Regions from separate parts of the Homo sapiens genome. Here region 1 is linked to region 2. Evidence: read pairs that join two places in POLR2A ChIA-PET (ENCODE). Cell type or tissue: Panc1. All regions are shown on one strand. Links, peaks and the distances in the headings refer to the core of each region. The heading gives the core; the rest is flanking DNA.

The links. Peaks named below come from ENCODE experiments on the same cell type or tissue, not always from the same donor. Only the 100,000 strongest peaks of a DNase experiment are listed, where the experiment ranks them.
Region 1: POLR2A ChIA-PET joins it to region 2 with 11 read pairs; 9 of 35 experiments call an interaction of 5 or more read pairs at or near these places.

Annotation. Positions count from the first base shown.
Region 1 is chr19:39,956,011-39,965,423 of GRCh38, reverse strand. It overlaps LOC124904722 (a long non-coding RNA gene), which reads left to right and starts at 5,402. Exons shown (of 2, transcript XR_007067261.1): 1 at 5,402-5,556; 2 at 5,923-6,104. LOC124904720 (a long non-coding RNA gene) reads left to right here. Exons shown (of 3, transcript XR_007067260.1): 3 at 192-1,166. RefSeq lists an enhancer at 5,083-5,892. In Panc1, for the core only: no CTCF peak of the experiment used is centred there; no DNase peak of the experiment used is centred there.
Region 2 is chr19:40,011,924-40,021,336 of GRCh38, reverse strand. It overlaps ZNF546 (zinc finger protein 546), which reads right to left. Exons shown (of 7, transcript NM_178544.5): 7 at 299-7,672. The coding sequence ends at 5,556. Among named protein-coding and RNA genes, the nearest start is that of ZNF546, 20 kb to the right of the region's middle. RefSeq lists an enhancer at 5,550-6,749. In Panc1, for the core only: no CTCF peak of the experiment used is centred there; no DNase peak of the experiment used is centred there.

The DNA.
Region 1 (9,413 bases), core at 988-8,987, 56 kb after region 2:
CATCTTTTTGCATGTGAATACCCAGTCGCTCCAGTACCATTTATTGAAAACATTATCTTTTCCCACTGAAATGCCCTGCAGCTTTGTCAAAAATCAGTTGATTATGCATGTGTGTACATCTATCTGTGGACTCTTGATTCTGTTCTGTTGATCTAATTTTCTTTCTTTTTTCTTTTTTTTTTTTTTTAAAGATGGAGTCTCACTCTGTTGTCAGGCTGGAGTGCAGTGGCACAATCTCGGCTCACTGCAACCTCCGCCTCCCGGTTTCAAGAGATTCTCCAGCCTCAGGCTCCCGAGTAGCTGAGACTATAGGCGTGCGCCACCACACCCGGCTAATTTTTGTATTTTTAATAGAGACGGGGTTTCACCATATTGGCTAGGCCTGTTGGCTAGGATGTTCTTGATCTCCTGACCTCGTGATCCCCCAACCTGAGCCTCCCAAAGTGCTGGGATTACAGGCGTGAGCCACCGCACCCGGCCAGCATTAAATCTTATAATCTATGAACCTGGTATATCTCCCTATTTATTTATTTATTTATTTATTTATTTAATTTATATTTTGAGAGGGAGTCTCGCTCTTTCACCCAAGCCAGAGTGCAGTGGCGCTATCTCGGCTCACTGCAAGCTCTGCCTCCCAGGTTCACGCCATTCTCCTGCCTCAGCCTCCCGAGTAGCTGGGACTACAGGCGCCCACCACCGCACCTGGCTAATTTTTTGTATTTTTAGTAGAGACGGGGTTTCACCGTGTTTGCCAGGATGGTCTCGATCTCCTGACCTCGTGATCCGCCTGCCTCGGCCTCCCAAAGTGCTGGGATTACAGGCGTGAGCCACCAACGCCCGGCAATCTCCCAATTTATTTAGCCATTCCTTAACTTCTACCAGCAATGTTTTTTAGTTTTCAGTGTATAGGTCTTGTAAATCTTTTGTCAGGTTATCCCTATGTATTTCATATTTTATGATATTATAAATGTTATTAAAATTTTTTAAATTTCTGATTTTTGTTTCCTTATGCTTAAAAATATGATTGACTTTTGCACATTATTCTGTGATCTTGTAAAAATCATTTATTAGTTTTAGGAGTTTCTGTAGATTTCCTGGAGTTTTTTTTGTGACAACTATGTCATTAGTGAATAAAGACAGTTTTATTTTTCTTCCTTTTCAATCGACATTACTTTTGTTTCCTTTTCCTACTTATTACATCGGCCAGGACTTTCAGTACAATATTGACTAGGAGTGGTGAATGCAAACATTCTTTTCTTTGTTCTCAATCTTTGGTGGAAAGCATTTAGACTTCTAACATTAAGTGTCTTTCAAAATGCCCTTTTAGCAGATTAAGGAAGTTTCTTTCTCTTCTTAGTTTGCTGAGTTGGTTTTTTTTTTTTAAACCCTGAATGGATGTTCACTTTTTTTTTTTTGAAATGAACCCTTGCTCTGTCACCTAGGATGGAGTACAGTGGTGCCATCTTGGCTAACTGCAGCCTTCGCCTCCTAGGTTCAAGCAATTCTCCTGCCTCAGCCTCCTGAGTAGCTGGGATTACAGGTGCCTCCTACCACACCCGGCTAGTTTTGCATTTTTAGTATAGAGACAGGGTTTCACAATGTTAGTTAGGCTGGTCTCAAACTCCTGACCTCAGGTGATCTGCCTGCCTCAGCCTCCCAAAGTGCTGGGATTACAGGTGTGTGCCACCACGCCCTGCTAGATGTTCACTTTTGTCAAGAAAATTTTGAACAGACCTTGTATTCCCAGGATAAGCCCTACTTGACCATGATGAATTGTCCTTTTTATATTGCTAGATTCAATTTGCTAATATGAGGGATACTGATTTATAGTGTTCTTTCATTGTAGTGTCTTTGGCTTCTGGTATCAAGGCAATGCTAGCCTCATAAAACAAATTGGAAAGTATTTCTCCTCTTATATTTTCTGAAAGAGAATTTTTTAGAATTCATGTTATTTCTTTCAATAATACTTGATAACATTCTCCAATAAAACTGGGCCTAGAGATTTTCGGGGGAAGATATTTAACTATAAATTTAATTTCTTTAATAGTTCTAAGACCTCTTTATCTTGTTCATCTTTGGTGAATTGTGGTAGTTTGTATCTTTCAAGGGACTGATCTATTACATGTAAGTTGTAAAATTTATAGATACTGTAGTGATATCTCTTCTATCATTCCTAATATAGGTAATTTTTGTCTTCTCTGTTTTTTTCTTGGTTCGTCTGGTTAGAGGTTTATTAGTTGTATTGACCTTTCATAAGGAAAATTTTTGGTTTCATTGATTTTTCCTGTTTTTAATTTCATTGATTTCTGCTCTTTATTTTCTTTTTCCTTCAGTGCTTTGGATTTCATTTACTTTTCTTTTTCTACAATATTAACGTGGAGGGTTAGATTTGAGATTTTCTTTCATGACATATGTGTTTGCTAATATAAATTTACCCCCTAAAAACTGCCTTAATTGCTTACATACATTTTGTTATATTTTATTTTCATTAAGTGAAAAATATTTTCTATTTCTTCTTAATACTTCTTCTTTGACTCCTGGATTATTTAGAAGTGAGTGATTAATTTCCAAATATTTGGGCATCTCCTAGACATCTTTCTGTTAATTGATTTCTACTTTAATTCTATTATGGTCAGAGAAGAGTAGCATTGTTTTGCATTTTTGCAAATCTCTTTAATGTCCAGCTTGATGGAAAACAACTGGATCTTAATGTCTGCTTTTTTTTCTGCTTTTTTTTTTTTTGAGACAGAGTCTCACTCTGTCCCCCAGGCTGGAGTGCAATGGCACGATCTTGGCTTGCTGCAACCTCTGCCTCTCAGGTTCAAGTGATTCTCCTGCCTCAGCCTCCCACGTAGCTGGGATTACAGGTGCGAGCCACTGCGCCCGGCTAGTGTTTTGTATTTTTAGTGGAGACGGGGTTTCGCCATCTTGGCCGGGCTGGTCTTGAACTCCTGACTTCAGGCAATCCTCCTGCCTCGGCCTCCCAAAGTGCTGGGATTACAGGCGTGAGCCACTGCGCCTGGCCAATGTCTGCTTTTGCATTCAATGTGCTGTGATAGTTTGTTTCGGTTAACGTATACCAAAAAAAATGTAGCCACACATATATAAGTAGTGGTAATATGGAAGTATATTTAATCTGCCACCATGAGCTTGACAGCTTCCCAAATGCTTATTGCCTTTCAGATTAGAATGATGTGGATATCTATGACTATAATTTTTCAGTATTTTATAACAAATGTTTCAACATTTGGAAAGCTGTATAACTCACTGCACCAATATTTTCCAAATTCCTGTTGCATGATGCTATAAAACTATGAATGGGTAAAAGATCCATGCAAAGTGCAATATAGACCAAGGGATTTTACTGTAATAGCATGGAAATAATTCACTGATATCGTTTCAGACACCATATTGCAACTAACCTTTAAGATACTTCCACTTGTAGAGTTTTGGTGTAATATTAAAACAAGAAGATTCCATTAATCTGATGATTATTAGCTAAATTGATTTGGGGCAAGGGCCAGTAGTCTTACTTACCATTGTTTTTGCACTATCAGTGCAAATATTAAGAGTGAAAAATTTGAATAACATCTTAGTATTATTATAAAAATAGTTTTGACCTCAGGGACCCTCTGAAGGGATCAGGGACATGCAAGGGTCTGCAGTCCCACTTTGAAAACTTCTCTACTAAGGAAAAAGAGAAAAGTCCAGTGTTTTCCTGCAGGAATTAGAAAGGTAGAGCATTGGTCCAGCCAGGAGGTTAGAGCCAAGGTGAGACCTGAAGGACAAGTACTAATTAGCTAAGAAAGGTGAGGAGAGCCAGGCGTGGTGGCTCATGCCTGTAATACCAGCATTTTGGGAGGCTGAGGTGAGCGGATCACGAGGTCAGGAGATCGAGACCATCCTGGCCAACATGGTAAAACCCCCATCTCTACTAAAAATTCAGAAAATTAGCTGGGCATGCTGGTGCACCCCTGTAATCCCAGCTACTCAGGAGGCTGAAGCAGGAGAATTGCTTGAACCCGGGAGGCAGAGGTTGCAGTGAGCTGAGATTGCGCCACTGCACTCCAGCCTGGGTGACAGAGTGAGACTCCAACTCAAAAAAGAAAAAAAAAAAAAAGAAAGAAAAAAAAACAAAGGCGAGGAGAAAGACATTCCAGACTTTAAAAAAGCAACCCAAGTGGGAGTATGTGTGGGAGACATGTAGGGTGAGAACAGGAGTTTTGGGTTGAGATAGGAGAGGAAGGCTTGAATTATAGGAAGTCTTGAATGTCACCTAAGGAGCTTACAATTTGTCCTGAGGGCAAGGGACAACCCGTGAAGGGTTTTAAGTGGCAGGGAGTGGGGGATTGGGGGAATGACTTAACAAGATTTGTGTTTGTTTAGGATGATCATGCTTACTGTGATGTAGATAGAGACTCAAAAGGATAAGACTCAGCAAAAAAACCCAGAAAGCTGTTGGAATAATCCAGTTGAGAGGTGGTTGCCAGAATCACTTGTAAAATGGTTGTGGATTTAGAAATAGATTGTTTTGAGAGATATAAAGAACATATAAGCAATGAGATTAAGAGAGTAATTAGAGCCGGGTGCAGTGGCTCATGCCTGTAATCCCAGCACTTTGGGAGGCCGAGGCAGGCAGATCACCAGAGGTCGGGAGTTCAAAACCACCTGACCAACATGGAGAAACCCCGTCTCTACTAAAAATACAAAATTAGCTGGGCATGGTGGTGAATGCCTGTAATCCCAGCTACTCTGGAGGCTGAGGCAGGAGAATCACTTGAACTCGGGAGGCAGAGGTTGTGGTGAGCCGAGATCGTGCCATTACACTCCAGCCTGGGCAACAAGAGAGAAACTCTGTCTCAAAAAAAAAAAAAAAAAAAAAAAAAAAAGAATAATTAGAAAGAAGGGTGAAAGGAAAAAAGAGGAACCCAGGATGACACTCCTAGCTTGGACTGCTGGATGATGGCATAGTGTTTGACTAGAATCTAGACATAGGAGGAGGGGCATATTGGAAGGAGAGCAATGAGGTTGAGCTAAGGTACCTGTGGGACATTCGAGTGGAAATTTTCCATAGTCAAATGGGTACATAGGACTGGAGGTGACGTACTTTCTGATTCCATTTGTATGACATTCTTGAAAACACAAGATTAAAGGAACAGAGACGAGGTCACTGGTTTCCAGGGGTTGGTGGGGAGGGATACTACAAAAGGACAGCATGAGAGAAGTTTTGGGGTGATGAAACTGTATCTTGATTGTGGAGGTGTGGGGAAAAGAAAGAGAGATCAGATTGTTACTGTGTCTGTGTAGAAAGAAGTAGACATAGGAGACTCCATTTTGTTCTGTAATCTGTAACCTTACCGCCAACCCTGTGCTCCCTGAAACACGTGCTGTGTCAACTCAGGGTTAAATGGATTAAGGGCTGTGCAGGATGTGCTTTGTTAAACAGATGCTTGAAGGCAGCATCCTCCCTAAGAATCATCACCACTCCCTAATCTCAAGTACCCAGGGACACAAACACTGCGGAAGGCCGCAGGGACCTCTGCCTAGGAAAGCCAGGTATTGTCCAAGGTTTCTCCCCATGTGATAGTCTGAAATACAGCCTCGTGGGAAGGGAAAGACCTGACCGTCCCCCAGCCCGACACCCGTAAAGGGTCTGTGCTGAGGAGGATTAGTAAAAGAGGAAGGAACGCCTCTTTGCAGTTGAGACAAGAGGAAGGCATCTGTCTCCTGCCCGTCCCTGGGCAATGGAATGTCTCGTGTAAAACCTGATTGTATATTCCATCTACTAAGATAGGGGAAAACCGCCTTAGGGCTGGAGGTGGGACATGCGGGCAGCAATACTGTTCTTTAAGGCATTGAGATGTTTTTATGTACACATATCTAAAGCACAGCACTTAATTCTTTACCTTGTCTACGATGCAGAGACCTTCGTTCAAGTGTTTATCTGCCGACCTTCTCTCCACTATTATCCTATGACGCTGCCACATCCCCCTCTCCGAGAAACACCCAAGAATGATCAATAAATACTAAGGGAACCCAGAGGCCGGTGGAGCCTCCGTATGCTGAACGCCAGTTCCCTGGGCCCCCTTTATTCTTTGTCTGTACTTTGTCTCTGTGTCTCTTTCTTTTCCAAGTCTCTCATTCCACCTAACGAGAAACACCCAGAGGTGTGGAGGGGCAACCTACCCCTTCATGGAGGTGGTTACACAAATCTATACATATCAATTTTACTGTTTTTTTTTTTTTTTTGAGACAGGATGTCTCTGTTGCCCAGGCTGGCGTGCAGTGGCACAATCTCAGCTCACTGCAACCTCCACCTCCCAGGCTCAAGTGATCCTCCCACCTTTCATGCATGTCTGTGTGAAGAGACTACTAAACAGGCTTTGTGTGAGAATAAAAGCTTTTAATCACCTGGGTGCAGGTGGGCTGAGTCCGAAAAGAGAGTCAGCCTTCTTGTCTCCAATGATTTGAGATGCAACCTTTATCATATACTAAATATCTATATGCATTTGGGTCTGCTCTGGATTCTCTATTCTGTTCCTTCATTCTGTGGTATTCATGTGCTAATACCACACTGTTTTCATTAGAGGTTTTCTGTTTTAATATCTAGTCAGGTCGGCCAGGCGCGGTGGCTCATGCCTGTAATCCCAGCACTTTGGGAGGCTGAGGCATGTGGATCACGAGGTCAGGACCTCAAGACCAGTCTGGCCAACATGGTGAAACCCCGTGTCTACTAAAAATACAAAAATTAGCTGGGCATGGTGGCACGCATCTGTAATCCCAGCTGCTCGGGATTACAAAAAACAAGAACAGCTAAGAAAGTTCTGAAAAACTCAGGAGGCTGAGGCAAGAGAATCACTTGAACCCAGGAGGCAGAGGTTGCAGTGAGCTGAGATTGTGCCACTGCACTCCAGGCTAGCGATATATATATATATATATATATATATATATATATATATATATTTATATATATGTAGTCAGGTCAGTGGTGCCTCCCTACTCTGGGAGATAGGGTGGGGGCAAAGGGAGATAGGGGTGGGGCCATTTTATAAGATTTGGGTAGGTAAAGGAAAATTACAGTCAAAGGGGTTTTGTTCTCTGGCAGGCAGGAGTGGGGGTCGCAAGGTGCTCAGTGGGGGAGCTTTTTGAGCCAGGATGAGCCAGGAAAAGGACTTTCACAAGGTAATGTCATCACTTAAGGCAAGGACCAGCCATTTTCACTTCTTTTGTGGTGGAATGCCATCAGTTAAGGCGGGGCAGGACATTTTCACTTCTTTTGTGATTCTTCAGTTATTTCAGGCCATCTGGGCTTATACGTGCAAGTCACAGAGGATGCGATGGCTTAGCTTAGGCTCAGAGGCCTGACACCACCTCAGCCTTCCGAGTAGCTGGAACTACAGGTGCACACCACCATGCCTAGCTGATTTTTTGTAGAGATGGGGTTTCACCATGTTGCCTAGGCTGGTCTTGAACTCCTGGACTCAAGTAATTCTCCTGCCTCAGCCTCCCAAAGTTCTGGGATTACAGGCGTGAGCCACCACACCCGGCCTATTTTGCTTTTTTTTTTTTTTTTTTTTTTAAAGATAAACGTGAATAGTGTCTGCTTTTCTATTATTCACAAAGGTAAACATGAACATATATAGATGGAAGGGCAATGGTTTTGGATAGGAGACTCACATAATAAAAATATCTCTCAAAAAGTTAGTTTAAAAATGTAATGCAATCCCTCCAAAAATATCATCAGGTTTTTATCTAGAATTAGAGAAGTTATTGTAAAACTTATTTGGGAGAATGAGAAAAACAAGAACAGCTAAGAAAATTCTGAAAAAGACCAGAGTAGGGAGGCACCACTGACCTGACTACACATATATATATATATATCGCTAGCCTAGAGTGCAGTGGCACAATCTCAGCTCACTGCAACCTCTGCCTCCTGGGTTCAAGTGATTCTCTTGCCTCAGCCTCCTGAGTTTTTCAGAACTTTCTTAGCTGTTCTTGTTTTTTGTAATCCCGAGCAGCTGGGATTACAGATGCGTGCCACCATGCCCAGCTAATTTTTGTATTTTTAGTAGACACGGGGTTTCACCATGTTGGCCAGACTGGTCTTGAGGTCCTGACCTCGTGATCCACATGCCTCAGCCTCCCAAAGTGCTGGGATTACAGGCATGAGCCACCGCGCCTGGCCGACCTGACTAGATATTAAAACAGAAAACCTCTAATGAAAACAGTGTGGTATTAGCACATGAATACCACAGAATGAAGGAACAGAATAGAGAATCCAGAGCAGACCCAAATGCATATAGATATTTAGTATATGATAAAGGTTGCATCTCAAATCATTGGAGACAAGAAGGACTTTTTAATCAGTGATACTGGAGTAAGCTGACAACTCTATGGAAGAATATAAAATTAAACCCATTCCTCAAACCACACAGCAGGACAAATGTGAAAAGGTCAGAGATCTAAATTTTAAAATGTGAAACCCTGTAACTACTAAATGTGAATGAATTTATTCATTTAGGTTTTAAGTTGAGACAGGGTCTGGCTCTACTGTCCAGGCTGGAGTGCAGTGGCATGATCTCGGCTCATTGCAACCTCTGCCCCTTTGGTTCAAGCAATTCTCCTACCTCAGCCTCCTGAATAGCTGGGACTACAGGCACACACCTGCACAACTGGCTAATTTTTGTAATTCTTTGGTAGAGATAGAACTTCCCAATTTTACCCAGGCTGGTCTCGAACTCCTGGGCTCAAGCAATCCTCCTGCCTTGACCTCCCAAAGTGCTGGGATTACAAGCATGAGCCACTGTGCCCGGCCAATGAATTTCTTTATAACCTGGCAGTGGTCAATTTTTTTTGCTACCTGATTCAAATTACAGAAGCAATAAAAGAAAGGACTGATACATTTGACTACATAATAATTACAATTTTATGCATGACAAAAACACAACAAGGTAAGAAAACAAAAGAACAGAATTCATAGAAAATGCAAACCCTTAAATGAACAAATGATTTATCTCATGATACTACAAATGCAACATAAAACTGTATCGAGATACCATTTCTCACCTATCAGATTGATAACATACTCTTGCCAAGGTTGTGGGAAAATTGGCACTCTCACATTGCTAGTGGGAATGAAAAATAGTACGTGCCTGCCTGGCGTGGTGGCTCATGGGCCAGGCACAGTGGCTCATGCCTGTAATCCCAGCGCTTTGGGAGGCTGAGGTGGGCGGATCACCTGAGGTCAGGAGTTCAAAACCATCCTGACCAACATGGAGAAACTCCATTTCTACTAAAAATGCAAAATTAGCCGGGCGTGATGGCACATGCCTGTAATCTCAGCTACTCGGGAGGCTGAGGCAGGAGAATTGCTTGAACCCAGGAGGCAGAGGTTGCGGTGAGCCAAGATCGTG
Region 2 (9,413 bases), core at 883-8,882:
AGCCAAGAATATGAAAGTCAAAGTAAAGGAATGATGATAGGCCAAGAAATACATTTGAAAAATGGCTTAAGTCAAAATTTAGGAATACATACAAAAACATACCTAAACTGAAGCTATAGCACTCAATTTACCAGTTCTCAGGAGTCTAAGAGAACAATTTGGAAATATCTAGTAGGGTATACAGAACCCATGGTTGATTTAGTATTATCTAACATAACTGAAAGAGTGTATGATGTATGAGCAATTGTACTTCCATGTATATACAGCTACTGAAATTCCAATTCACATAAACCAATGATCACAGACAAGGATATTTATTGAAGTATATTTGAAATAGTGAAAACCTGTTAAAACATAAATACCAATGAAAGTTTAAATTCATTATAGTACGTTCAAATAAAAAATTGAGCCATCCTCATTAGTATAGTAGTGAGTATATAAAAACTAAACTGGGCCAGCAATTTATTGCAGAGGAATATGTGAGCAGCAGAGCAATATACAATTCACTTCCTTTCCCAGCATAGCTAAGCATCTGCCATTAGATCTGAATATTCTATCTTTAGGGTCACTCTTTTTTGGTTATGGCATTTCCAGTGTGGGCTCACATCCAAAATATTAGATATTCTGAATGAGACTTCCTTAGTAAAGTTTATCATGCACTAGATAAAATTAAGCAAATTTTCTTTACTGAAAGACTCAAATCTTTTGATTGATAGCCTGATAATAAGCACTTTTTTAAAAAAGGGATTTAGTATTCAAAACTTCACAAGGCTGTGTGCCCACAAACCAATTCTCAAGTTGCCATTAAGTACTACTGTTCCCAGAGATGTTCTTTTAGATATGTTGTGTTAAGGCACTGGTACTTTGGAGGAACAATCCACTGATACATTAACAATATTTTGCATTAATATACGTCTCAAAATACTCTGCTTTTTGTTACATCCAATTATTGTTATTTGTAAAAATAATTTGCAAATGTTGAGCAATGATATAATTAGATAGTAAATGACTTGTACAATGATATATTATGGCTGTCTTATTTGCATAAAATGGACCTGGAGTTGCAAATCATAATGGATCCATGAGATCACAGACATTTTGGTTGACAATGGACATTAGTCCAAGTTGAGGAAAGTGGTAGTATGGTAGTCTTAAAGAAATGAGTTACAATTATTTTTAAGGAAGAATTGAATTTCAACTGTATATATTCACGCAAACCCCTACATGCCATTAAATCTATATATTTTGGTGCAGATGCTTTTGTATTCTTACCGGGAAGGCTTTTCACAAAACTGCTTGATGACTGCCACCTGGTTGGAAGTATTGTCAGATGCCATAAATTGTAAGATACACCTTGATTTCAAATATGTGAAAAATTGTGCTCAGTGTTAAGCATTGAGGAAATTATCATATCCAATCTAAGCCACAATTTGGCCATTTAAAGCTAAGAAAAACTGAGAACATGGATCTTGAAGATACTTGGACTGGATCAGCTCTTCCTTTCCCATCATTAATTTGGAAAACTAGAACAGATCTATCCCTGGACAGTCCAAGTAAACAAATTATTTTGCTTAATTGCTTTACTAGGTTTTTGAATGAATGTGCTGATGGTTTAGAATTTCTGCTTTCTTCGTAATGACTCACCTACATTTTTGCCTTTTAAGAACTATCCTCATCTGTTGTATTATCAGGATTATAATATCAGTGTAGAAAGAGCTAGTGAAATTTTGATATTACTTCCTCCTTGAAATTTTCAATAAAACAAAAAATATCTCCTCCATCTGTACTTACATCCAATTCTCATTCACAATGCTGTAATTATCTTTTTCCTTTGATTAGCTATACTAAAATCAAGTATTAATATTTTTTCACAAAGCCTTAATAAGTCTATTTTATTTTCAAATTCATTAACTCCTTTTAATGATCCTCCCTTCTTTCTTATATTGACTTATTTTTCCCTTAGTTTCTTGAGTTTAATGCTTCTTCATTCTTTTAACAGTTTTATAAGTGATTACTATGTTAAAGAGACAGTATTAAGTCACTGGGAGTAGAGTGGTGAGCAGGAGAAACAAAGTGCTGGCCCTCAATATTTGTTTCCTGAATATATTAACAGGTTACTGATTTTTCACTGAGCACAGGTTTGGCCACATTCACAAATTCTGATCTTACCATTCATTTCTAAATTGTCCTTTATGGTTTCATTTTCTTTTTGATCTAGTGTCATTATATTATTGGAGATTTTAAATTTCCGAAATGCCAAAGTACTACTCTACAGATCGTTTACTAAATTAAAAGAAATATTTAGCTCTACAACAGAGAAACCTGGTGATTACCATATGAAGCAAGTATTTCAGTTACCTATCGCTGTGTGGCAAACTACTCCAAAACTTAGTGGCTTAAAACAGGCCATATTTTAAACGTAAATCTGCAATTTGGGCAGGCTCATGGGGGAAAGCTTTTCTCTGCTCCACTTAGCACCAGCTAGGATAGCCTGAAGGCTAAGGGTTAGAATCATCTGAAGGCTCATACCCTCATACACTTGGTGCTGGATCCCGGCTGTTACCTCAATTACAGCTGTAATCAGGACAGCTTTACTTAGCTTTTCTATGTGATTACTTGGCATCTTCATAGCATGGTGGCTGGGCTTCATCCCAAGTGGGTCAGGCAGAAGCTGTATTGCCTTTTATGACTTAGTCGTGGAAATCACAGTGTTATTCCTGCCATAAACACAGGCCCACCTGGCCAGATTCAAAAGGAAGGACCATGAGCTCTACCTCTTGGGGAGTGTTGGTATCACATTGTAAGATGAACATGCAGAATGGGATATATTGGTGTGGCCATCTTTGGAATGTATGTTCTGCTACACCAAGTGAATGAACTAAGGATACCATAGTGGTATAATGACATTGTATGCCACCTAATGGGTTACAAATTGAAATACAAAATTTCTCCCATTAAGTATTCTTGCCAAAATATTTAATCTGTCCCTAATTGGGTCTCTAATCCCAAATTCCAGTTAATGGGAAATACTGGGGATAAAAAAGCACATTTAAAAATACTTTGGGAAGGCCGGGTGCGGTGGCTCATGCCTGTAATCCCAGCACTTTGGGAGGCTGAGGCGGGCAGATCACCAGGTCAGGAGATCGAGACCGTCCTGGCTAACATGGTGAAACCCCGTCTCTACTAAAAATACAAAAAATTAGCCGGGCATGGTTGAAGGCGCCTGTAGTCCCAGCTACTGGGGAGGCTGAGGCAGAATTGCCTGAACCCGGGAGGCGGAGCTTGCAGTGAGCCAAGATCGCACCACTGCACTCCAGCCTGGGCGACAGAGACTCCATCTCAAAAAAAAAAAAAAAAAAAAAAAAAAAAAGTCAATGTTGCAATAAAGTTGTGGGGGGAAGGGCCATTCTTACTTTAAAAGAGACGAACAATGCACAAATGTAATTCATGAATTTGGTTCCTGAATTTAAAAATAACCTATGAAAAGCATTGTTTACACAAATGAAAAGAATGAACACAACTGAGAATATGAACACAGACTGAATATTACAGATTATGGAATTATTGCTAATCTCCTTAGGTGTGAAGTTACTGGGGGTCAAATCTTTTGGCTTCCCTGGGTTACACTGGAAGAAGAATTATCTTGGGCTACACATAAAATGTGCTAACAATGGCGGATGAGCTTAAAAAAAATCACAAAAAAAATCTCATGTTTTAAGACAGCTTACAAATTTCTGTTGGACTGCATTCAAAGCTGCCCTGGGGCACAGACAGGTTGGACAATTGTTATATAGCAATTAAGTAGGAGGCAGCCTTTATTCTTAGATGTGATGTGTTATAGTATCTGCAATTTATACTCAAATACTACAGCAAAATATGTAAATATTATGTATAAGCAAACCAAATGTGACAACATATTAACAATTGCTGAATCTAGATAGAACATAACTGTTCATTATTCTTTTAAGTTTTCCAAATGGATAGTGGCTGTTTTTAATTTATCATTGTGGGCAGAAAAAGCGACTGACATACCTGCTTTTTGGGTTATAAAAAGAAAAAAGCATTACAGCTATCCCTGAGTCTTCAAAACTTTACTCTCATAATCTTCACACCCATCAAATCTAGAGATTTCTTTCTCACATTAATTTTCAGAGATAGGTTCTGACTTTATAAATGGAAGTTTAATCTATTTTACTGGATATTATCTCCAGTTAATTATTCCAATCTAAATAAGGAGTGAAAGGTAATGGACAGTTTTTACAAATTTCTTACACCCACAGGGCCTTCCTCTCACATGAATGTACTAAATGTATCCCCAATGAAAAAAATAAAGCAATATTTATTGATAAAATGCTGTGTGCCAAATACTCTTTTAAAGGTTTTATCTTTTATTAGCATTTCATCCTCACAAAAATACTATTAGGTGGTACTGTTATTACCATTTTAAAAACCAAGGCACAGGGGCATGTTTTGCCAAACACCACATAGGCAGAGGTGGAATTATGAGAATTATATTATTTATATATATCATAAAGATAGGCCAAGGCTGGTCTTTCCCATGTTCATTACATTAACAGAATCATTTTCCGTTACAGTGCTATATAAAGTGTGGTCCATGTGTTGACACTGGCCCACAAATTGTTTGCTTCTGGTCTCTGCAAAAGTTATAGATACCAAGAGCAAGTATTTAGAAATGTTTGCAGCAATCTGACAGAGTTAACTCAGTTAAATACCATAATAAAAAACTGGGGCTTTTATTTTGTATGTCTGTTTTTTTCTTTTCATTTTTCTGGTAATCTATTTATTTATTTATTTAAGAGACAGAGTCTTGCTCTGTTGCCCAAGCTAGAGTGCAGTGGTGCGATCTCAGCTCACTGCAACCTCTGCCACTTAGGTTCATGCAATTTTCCTGCCTCAGCCTCCTGAGTAGCTGGGATTACAGGCACCCCCCACAATGCCTAGCTAATTTGTGTATTTTAGTAGAGAAGGGGTTTCACCATGTTGGCCAGGCTGGTCTTGAACTCCTGACCTCAGGTGATCTGCTCACCTGGGCCTCCCATAGTGCTGGGATTACAGGTGTGAGCCACTGTGCCTGGCCCGCATTTTATTTATTTATTTAGAGACAGGATCTCACTCTGTCACCAAGCTGGAGTGCAGTGGCACAATCATGGCTCACTAAAGCCATGAGGCAGGGTCTCACTATGTTGCCCAGGCTGGTTTCGAACTCCTGTCTTTCCACAGTGCTGGGATTACAGGTGTGAGCCACTTCACCTGGCCCATTATTATTGCATTTTAGAGAAGCACTGTTCAACAACAGTTTGTAGGGGAAAAGGCCCTTGATGGTTTGGGATGCAGTGCATCAGTATCAATCTTCTAAAGTCTAACAGGGACTGAGTGATGCTATAGTCTTTCGACTCTTTAACATACGAAATAATTTCTGATAAATTGTGAGCATGAAGTAAAAGGGATTCCCACATGTTCCGTAACAAACAGAAAATTTCTTAAATTACAAATTCTCTGCTAAAGGGCATTTTCTAAAGGCCATCGTATTCTCTTTACATTATGCATAGGACTTCCTCACTAATATGATTTCTCTGATGTAAAGTAAGTTGATCACTACGAATAAAGGCTTTTCCACATTCTTTACATTGATAGGGTTTTTCACCAGTATGAATTCTGTGATGTCGAGTAAGTTCTGAATTAACACTGAAGGCTTTCCCACATTCTTTACATTTATAGGGTTTCTCACCCGTGTGAACTATGTGATGTCGAGTAAGTTCTGCTTGAAGACGAAAGGCATTCCCACATTCTTTACAGCTATAAGGTTTCTCACCAGTATGAAGTCTAAAATGTTGAGTAAGATGATACCGACGACTAAAGGTCTTTCCACATTCCTTACATTCATATGGAAGCTCACCAGTGTGAATTCTTTGATGTAATGTAAGTCGATAACTGCAAATAAAAGCATTCCCACATTCATTACATATGTAGGGCTTCTCACCAGTATGGCCTCTGTGATGTTGAGTAAGATGATAGTGCCGACTAAACGTCTTCCCACATTCCGTACATTCGTAGGGTTTCTCACCAGTATGAATTCTGTGATGTTGCGTGAGATGAGTGCTACGAATAAAGGCCTTCCCACATTCTGTACATTTATAGGGTTTTTCACCAGTATGAATTCTGTGATGCTGAGTAAGTTCTGTTTGAAATCGAAAGGCTTTCCCACATTCATTACATATGTAGGGTTTTTCACCAGTATGAATTTTAAAATGTTGAGTAAGATTATAGCGACGACTAAAAATCTTCCCACATTCTTTACATATGTAGGTGCTCTCACTGGTGTGAATTCGCTGGTGTGAAATAAATTGATTGCTATGAATAAAAGCCTTCCCACATTCCTTACATTCATAGGGTTTCTCACATGTATGAATTCTGTGATGTCGGGTAAGTTCTCCTTGAAGACGAAAGGCTTTTCCACATTCGTTACATATGTAGGGTTTCTCACCAGTATGAATTCTGTAGTGTTGAGTGAGATGATAGCGACTACTGAAGGTTTTTCCACATTCCTTACATTCATAGGGAATCTCACCGGTGTGAGTTCTCAGATGTAAAGTAAGTTGATAACCACAAATAAAGGCCTTCCCACATTCCTTACATTCATAGGGTTTCTCACCAGTATGAGTTCTATGATGCCGAGTAAGTTCCGTTTGAAGACGAAAGGCTTTTCCACATTCTCTACATTCATAGGGTTTCTCACCAGTATGAATTCTACGATGTCGAGCAAGTTCTGCATGAAAACTAAAGGACTTACCACATTCTTTACATTCGTAGGGTTTTTCACCAGTATGAATTTTCTGATGTTGAACAAGGTATGAGCCATGACTAAAGGCCTTCCCACATTCATTACATTTATAGGGTTTGACACCAGTATGAATTTTCTGATGTTGACTAATATGTCGTTGTACCCTAAAGGTCTTGCCACAAACCTTACATTCATAAGGCCTCTCACCAGTATGAATTCTTTGATGTTCAGTTAGTTGATAATGAAGTCTAAAGGCCTTCCCACATTCTTTACATTCATAAGGTCTCTCTCCAGCATGAATTGTCTGATGTACTCTAAGGTCTCTAACACGACTAAAGGCTTTCCCACATTCCTTACACTCGTAGGGTTTCACACCAGAATGTATTCTCTGATGTTCAGTAAGGTGATAATGAAGTCTAAAGGCCTTCCCACATTCTTTACATTCATAGGGTCTCTCCCCAGCATGGATTGTGTGATGTACTCTAAGGTCTCCCACTCGACAAAAGGCCTTTCCACATTCCATACATTTATAGGGTCTCTCACCAGTGTGAATTCTCAGATGTTGAATAAGGTATGACTGTTGTCTAAAGGCCTTTCTACATTCCTTACATTCATATGATTTCTCTCTAGCATGAATTTTTGGATGTAGAGGATGAGATATTTGTTTTTGGATTAGCATTTGACTAACGCATCCCATCTGATGTCTCTCTTGTCTCTCAAATTCATGTTTACACTGCAAACCATTTCTGAAAATGGTGTCCTCATGGATGGTGTTTTTACTTTTTTCCCCTGTCTGCAATTGAGATAAATAGATTTTGCAAACATTCTTTTCTGAAAGCAAATTCTTGGTAATATACTTGTATTCCAAATCTGCAAAAAAAAAAAAAAAAAAAAGCAAAGAGTAAACAAATGCTATAATGCTATTTTTCTGTGTTGGGGCAGGGATGGGGGTTGTACCTCATAGTAGAAATAAAAGATAAACAGAAATAACATACATTAGAAATAAATGGTTTAGAGCAGGATTCAACAAACTTCTTCTTTAAAAGACCAGATAGTGAAGGTGTTAGGCCTTGGGAGGCATATGGTCTCTGTCACAATTACTTAGCTCTGTTATTACAGCACAAAAGTAGCCACAGATGATAATAAGTGTGGCTGTGTTATAATAACACTTGACTTATGGACACTGAAATTTAAATTTCAAAAAGTGTTTACATGAAACAAAATCTTGATTTTTTCAACCATTAAAAAAATGGAAAAAACAGTTGTAACTTAAGAGCCATGCAAAAACAGGCAGTGAGCTATTTGGCTCATGGGCTATAGTTTGCTGGTTCCTGGCTTAGAGAACTCTAAATTATTGTAGTGCAATTTAAAAGAAGGCAAAATACCTCAGAAAATGATGTGACTTTTAAGAATTGTAAAATAGGCCGGGTGCGGTGGCTCGTGCCTGTAATCCCAGCACTTTGGGAGGCTGAGGCAGGTGGATCATGAAGTCAGGAGATCGAGACCATCCCGGCTAACATGGTGAAACCCCGTCTCTACTAAAAATACAAAAAATTAGCCAGGCGTGGTGGCGGGTGCCTGTAGTCCCAGCTACTCGGGAGGCTGAGGCAGGAGAATGGCGTGAACCCAGGAGGTGGAGCTTGCAGTGAGCCAAGATTGTGCCACTGCACTCCAGGCTGGGTGACAAAGCGAGACTCTGTCTCAAAAAAAAAAAAAAAGAATGGTAAAATAGGTGAATAGGATAATAGGGTAAATCAGTGATCCGCTTATTTAGGATGGATTTAGGGAAATTTCTTACATATACTGTTCTTCAGGCACCAAACCAGACAAAATCAAAATCTATAGGAGCAAGTCCTGGATATGTGCATTTAAAATCTTTTTCATCAAATGGCTTTGATGGAGATCATTTTGAAAATCTGTACCTAATTCTTTTCCCTTTAGAATAGAGTTTCTCGTTCCCCCTAGAATAAAACCCAAACATATTACCATTGATAAAAACCCCTTTCTTATTTGGAAGACCTCTGCAAACCACCTCTGTAAATATTACAAACAAGTCACTGAGAGGGCAGCTAAGTATAATAACTTAATTTCCCCAAATTACAACATAGTTATGAATATATCTCCCTGATTCCAATCTCATCCTAGTACAGCAATTAAATATGCTCTTTCCTGGATCACTTCCCTTCTGAAAGGGAACAAAGATACATCCAAAATTGCTCAATCAAAAGTATAAATGGAAAAGTCATTTTTGTATTTCATCATTTTCCAATTACCTATTGTTACCTTGAACATTAGGCATCTCCAAAACTGTTTACATTTGCCCTGTGTGTGTGGCTACTGTTCCTTCTCTTTGTCTCTGTCCCAACTCAAGTACTGAGATATTTTATTTGGTGAGCATCAGTTGTTTTATCATTACTCATTCACAGATCCTCAAACTCATTGCTAGTCAAGAATTACACTGCAGGTCCTGGCTAGTAGAGTAAGGCAAGGTGAAGAACACAGGCTTTAGAAAGGAGAAAAATAAACGCCTTTATTCTCAGATGTAGTAGGTTGAATTGTGGCCCCCAGAAAAGACATGTTCCTAACTCCCAGTGCCTGTGAATGTGACCTA